2 separate regions of the Homo sapiens genome follow, and region 2 is linked to region 1. A link is an interaction called in ENCODE POLR2A ChIA-PET data of the cell type or tissue named here. Cell type or tissue: PC-9. All regions are shown on one strand. Links, peaks and the distances in the headings refer to the core of each region. The heading gives the core; the rest is flanking DNA. Region 1 has its middle 51 kb from the start of LITAF. Region 2 has its middle 7.6 kb from the start of LITAF.

What was found. ChIA-PET counts read pairs that join two places held together with the same protein. Peaks named below come from ENCODE experiments on the same cell type or tissue, not always from the same donor. Only the 100,000 strongest peaks of a DNase experiment are listed, where the experiment ranks them.
Region 2: POLR2A ChIA-PET joins it to region 1 with 55 read pairs; 16 of 35 experiments call an interaction of 5 or more read pairs at or near these places.

Annotation. Positions count from the first base shown.
Region 1 is chr16:11,534,071-11,536,985 of GRCh38, forward strand. No RefSeq gene overlaps it. Among named protein-coding and RNA genes, the nearest start is that of LITAF, 51 kb to the right of the region's middle. In PC-9, for the core only: no CTCF peak of the experiment used is centred there; DNase peaks (open chromatin) are centred at 321 and 1,551; H3K27ac peaks cover 1,212 bases.
Region 2 is chr16:11,593,102-11,596,016 of GRCh38, forward strand. It overlaps a transcript of LITAF not described here. Among named protein-coding and RNA genes, the nearest start is that of LITAF, 7.6 kb to the left of the region's middle. RefSeq lists enhancers at 1,812-2,685, 2,686-2,915. In PC-9, for the core only: no CTCF peak of the experiment used is centred there; a DNase peak (open chromatin) is centred at 1,430; H3K27ac peaks cover 771 bases.

The DNA.
Region 1 (2,915 bases), core at 228-2,727:
TCTACTAAAAATACAAAAATTAGCCGGGCATGGTGGCGTGCGCCTGTAATCCCAGCTGCTCCGGAGGCTGAGGCAGGAGAATTGCTTGAACCTGGGAGGCAGAGGTTGCAAAGAACCGAGATTGCACCACTGTACTCTAGCCCAGGCAACAGAGGGAGACTCCGTCTCAAAAAAAAAAAAAAAGTTAACCTTGTCCTGCTCCTGGAAGGAAACTCCAGGCCCTTGGAATGTGCTGCCTGATGGTAATGTCAGTGTCTTTGTTTACCTGGGGGCCTGGAACCACGCCAGCCAGTCTCTGCTAATGACATGATTTAGGGTGGGGGGTTTGGGCCAGGTGATACCAGCATGACCTCTGGAGGGGCTGGAGACTGAGGTCAACTATGGGCCATTGGCCATGACTGGTTGCCAATAAAAACATTGCACACAAGGCTCTGGTGAGCTTCCTTGGTTGGCAATGCTCTGTGCACATTGCCACACATTATGGCTGGGAGAAATAAGTACTGTCCACGAGTCCACAGGGAGAGGACATCTGGGAGCTTGTGCCTGGCCTCCCTGCCTTATGCACCTTTTCCCTTTACTGATTTTACTCTCTTTCCCTGTAATCAACAGCAGCCATGAGTGCAATGTCTTTTCTGAGCTCTGTGATTCCTTCTAGAAAACCATAGAGGCCGAGAGTGATCTCGGGCCCCTCCTGAAATGCAAACATCTACTGTGTGCCAGTCACTGTTTACTGGGGATACAGCATCAGACAGATGAAAGCCCCTGCCTTCAAGGAGCTGACTTTCTAGTGCAGGAAGACAGATCAGAAGCAAGACAAATAGGCTGAGTGTGGTAGCTCAGCAATTTGAGAGGCCGAGGTGAGAGGATGAAGAGTTTGAGACCAGCCTGGCCAACGCAGTGAGACCCCATCTCTATGAATAAGAAACAAGAAAAGATGACAAAGAAGCTTGTCTTTCAGGAGCAGACGTATAGGGGGCCAGGAAACGCCTCGAGACACAGGCTTGGCACCTATGAGCCAGTCTCCATTAGGACCAGGTCATATTCAGCTTTGATAAGCAGGAGTGGAACAAGCCAAGCAAGTGACACTCAATTTTGCAAGCAGCAGCCACCTGTGTCCCCTTCTCATCGTGGACTCCCGGGTGTGGGTCAGCATCAGCACACCTGGCTTGGGTGAGGATGAGCTGGTGGCCACCTCTGTGTCATTTGAAAACACCCATGTTTCTTTCACAGGCGGACCATAGGTGCTGCCTATCGCCCGGGAAATAAAACATGTAGTTTATGAGTGCAAACAAGGAAAAAGTTCAAGCACAAAAACACAAATGCCTCTGGGAGGATTGACATGTTAGCTGAGGAATCCCAGCTTGGAACCTGGGACCGGTAACTTCACCTGTCAGAATTTCAGTTTGTCTGTAAAATGGAGAGGGGATGTTCATCTTACAGAATCGTTGTGAAATTCAATAACAGAATGTGCCCCGCCCATGGCAGGCACTCAACAGATACTCACTGCTGCTCTGTGCTGGGGTGATCTACAGTCATTGGTCATTATCTTCCTGGCATCCAGAAGCTTACTCACTAATTTACCTTTACTGTTTACAGGTTGACATCATTTCACAATCAAAGATCGAGTGCCAATTCCTATAGCTGTCAGGAGCTCAGCTGAGCTGCAAGAGGGCGGGCTGAGCTGTCAGGTGGCAAAGCAATAAGCCAAAAATGACAGCGTTACGCCCGTGATCACTCACCGTGATGGTACAAGCAGGAGGTTAAAACCGGAGAAAGCACCAACTGCCCTTCTCCCGTTTCCCCACGGAACAGGGCATCAGTTGAGGATCTGGTGTATCATCCAGATGTGGGGGAACCAGGCAAAAGGCTCCTGACAGTATTATGGACCTGGGTAGGGGGCAAGAGAGGGGGCTAGGACTGGAAAAGTACTGAGTAACAAGCCAGGGTGGGGAAAAGGGTCTTCTTTTCCCTCCTTCTGGTCATAAGAGAACCCTGAAGAAGATCCCTGCCCAAGGCCTCAGATCAGGAGACCTAGGAAGGCAGGCAGCAGGGCTAAAAATGTAGACATGCATCAGAGCAGAGCCGTGGGGACTGAGACCACGATGCAACCCCCTCTGGAGATCACAGGGTACTGGCTGTACCCCAAGTCTGGTGTGGGGAGGGCAGCTTCCCCTAAGGCCTGCCAGGTAAACGCTTTCGGAATTGCCTATGGTCAGGCCTTAAAAAAAAAAATCACATGTGGGTTTTTTGGTTTTTTGAGACGGAGTCTCACTCTGTCACTCAGGCTAGAGTGCAGTGGCTCGATCTCGGCTCACCGCAACCTCCGCCTCTCAGGTTGCAGCGATTCTGCCTCAACCTCCCAAGTAGCTGGGACTACAGGTGCGTGACACCACACCCAGCTAATTTTTGTACTTTTTAGTGGAGATGGGGGTTTCACCATATTGGCCAGGCTGGTCTCCAACTCCTGACCTTGTGATTCACCCGCCTCAGCCTCCCAAAGTGCTGGAATTACAGGTGTCAGCCACCACACCTGGCCACATGTGGGTTTTTAACCAGGGGCCACGCTCCTCTGCTGTGTTATCCAAGGCCTGAAGCATTGAGACAGTGCATTGCTGTTACCTGGCCCAGGAGTGGGGTGTCCACACATTGGGCGTGCCCAGGACAGCCTCAATTCTGCTGCCCGGCCTACTCATTAACAGCTGCCCTTTTGTCTTTGACATGTCCTATTTAGGCTTACCCTTATAATTTTTAATATAGAAGAAGATTGTCTAAATCATTTTACTGAAAAATGGCACAGTGGTTTTTCTTTTTTTTTTAATAGCTGGTACAATGAGTAGCAAGGATAGAGCCACAGACTTTTTAAAGATATAAAGATAACCTTCAACAGATAAACAAAATGTCATCTATGCACACAA
Region 2 (2,915 bases), core at 208-2,707, 59 kb after region 1:
AGGAGCTTGCAGTGAGCGGAGATTGCGCCACTGCACTCCAGCCTGGGCAGCAGAGTGAAACTCTGTCTCAAAATAAATAAATAAATAAAAATAAAAATACAAAAATTAGCCGGGCATGGTGGCAGATGCCTGTAAACCCAACTACTCGGGAGGCTGAGGCAAGAGAATCGCTTGAACCCAGGAGGCAGATGTTGCAGTGAGCCGAGATTGCGCCAGTGCTCTCCAGCATGGGAGACAAGCGAAACTCTGTCTCAAAAAAAAAAAAAAAAAAAAAAAAAGTTAATGGAAAATAAATATTGGTAAGGATGTGAAGAAATTGAAACCCTCAAACATTGCTGGTGAGAACATAAAATGCTATAGCTACTGTTCCACTCCAAGGTATATACACAAAAAAACTGAAAACAAGTACTCAAGTGAAAACTTGTACGAGAATGTTCATAGCAGCACTATTCCCAATAGTTAAAAGGTAGGGATAACTCAAATGTCCATCAGTGAATGAATGGACAGACAAAAATGTACTATATCTCTACCAGGAGTATTGACCATAAAAGAATTGAATGATTTGGCCATAAAAAGGAACAATGCATTGATGCTTTCCACAATACACAGGGACCTCAAACACATTTTGTAAAATGAAACCAGACACCAAAAACCACATATCTATTATTCCATTTACATGAAATGTCCAGAATAGGCAAATCCATAGACAGAGAAAGTGGATCCGTGCTGAAAGGATTGGGGGGTGACTGCCCAAGAGTATGAGGTTTCTTTTTAGGGTGATAACAATGTTCTGGGCTGGGTGCAGTGGCTCATGCCTGTAATTCCAGTACTTTGGGAGGCCAAGGCAGGCGAGTTGCTTGAGGTCGGGAGTTTGAGACCAGCCTGGGTACCATGGTGAAACTCTGTCTCTACATTAAAAAAAATATATACAAAAATTATCCAGGCATGGTGGCGCACAGCTATAGTCCCAGCTACTTGGGAGGCTGAGGTGGAAGGATCACTTGAACCTGGGAGGCAGAGGTTGCAGTGAGCCGAGATGGCGCCACTGCACTTCAGCCTGGGTGACAAAGTGAGACCCTGTCTCGAAAAAAAAAAAAAATTCTAGAACTAGATACTGGTGGTGACTGCAAAACACTACATGCCAATGAATTGTACAGTTTAAACTAGTTAAAATGTTAAACTTCATTACAACAACTGTATCCCAATTTTTTTTTTAACATAAACCAGGCATCTATGTGGGCATAGCAAGAGGAGGCCAGGCAGGCTATGGTTTTATAGGACATCTGCCAATACCCCAGGAATCACACGGACCAGAAAGGAAGATGCTTTTCCTCTGGGTGTACTCTGAAACTTCAGACATGAAGTGGCCACAGGAGGAAAAACTGGTTCCCTAAAAGAATGCAGACTATGATCCCACTTATTTTGTTAAAAAGAAAAAGAAATACACACACACCTGGAGGAAAAGGTTTCCAAGGAAAAAGAATGCTATAGAGGCTGGGCGTGGTGGCTCACACCTGCAACCCCAACACTTTAGGAGGCTGAGGCAGGTGGATCGCTTGAGGCTAAGAGTTTGAGACCAGCGTGGTCAGCATAGTGAAACCCTGTCTCTACTAAAAATACAAAAATTAGCCGGGCATGGTGGCTCGTGCCTGTAATCCCAGCTTCTTGGGAGGCTGATGCAAGAGAATCATTTGAACCCAGGAGGTGGAGGCTGCAGTGAGCCAAGATCATGCCACTGCCCTCCAGCCTGGTCAACAGAGCAAGACTCCATCTCAAAAAAATAAAAAAAAATAAAATAAAGTAAAATAAAAATAAAAATAAAAATAAAATAAAGGCTATAAATAGTTGTCTCTGAGTGATGTAATTAGGGAATTTTTCGTCCTTTTGCTACTGTCCATTTTCTAATGTTTCAAGAACAAATGCAAGTTGCTTATTGAAAAAAACTAATCTCCAAAACAGGAACCCAGTTGCCAGTAAACAGCCCCCACTGACTGGTCTGTGTTACCCATTAACGACCAATTCCGGTCACTCATGTTTCCATAACACCTTTCCATTTCTAAAACATGTTTCCCACATACATCACACGCTTTATCCTCAAAAAAGGTCCATGCAGCTGGGATTCTTCCAGCTGAGTTATGCAGATGGGGAGCCTGAGGCCAGGAGGACAGGAGGCTTGCCTGAGGTTACACCCCCAACCCCAATTCTGGCTCAGTGGCCTGGCCCTGACCCTGGCCAAACGCTTTGTTTCTGCTGCTGCCAAGATGGAGCTGAAACGGGGTGAGCTCATGGGCAGAGGGAGGCTTTAGGGAGTGTTACTGGATCTAGCACATAACTATGAAGGATGCCGGCTGGACACGGTGGCTCAAGCCTGTAATCCCAGCACTTTGGGAGGCCGAGGCGGGTGGATCATGAGATCAGGAGATCGAGACCATCCTGGCTAACACAGTGAAACCCTGTCTTTACTAAAAATACAAAAAATTAGCCGGGCATGGTCGGGGACTCCTGTAGTCCCAGCTACTTGGGAGGCTGAGGCAGGAGAATGGCATGAACCTGGGAGGCGGAGCTTGCAGTGAGCTGAGATCGTGCCACTGCACTCCAGCCTGGGCGACAGAGTGAGACTCCGTCTCAAAAAACAAAACAAAACAAAACAAAAAAACAGGTAAAACTATGCAGAATGCCCAGTTAATCTGAATTGCAGAGAAGTAGCAAATGCCTGTTGGTCATTTGTATAAGTATGTCCCAAATGCTGTGGATTTGTAATATGTCCCTATACTGTGTAAGACATACTTATACTAAACAATCATTTGCTATTTCTTTGGAATTCAAATGTAACTAGGCATCCTGGGTTCCATCTAGTAGTGCTCCCCGTGAGATCTGCCTCTGGCCAGGACAGGATATCCCAGTGAGCAGGCGGC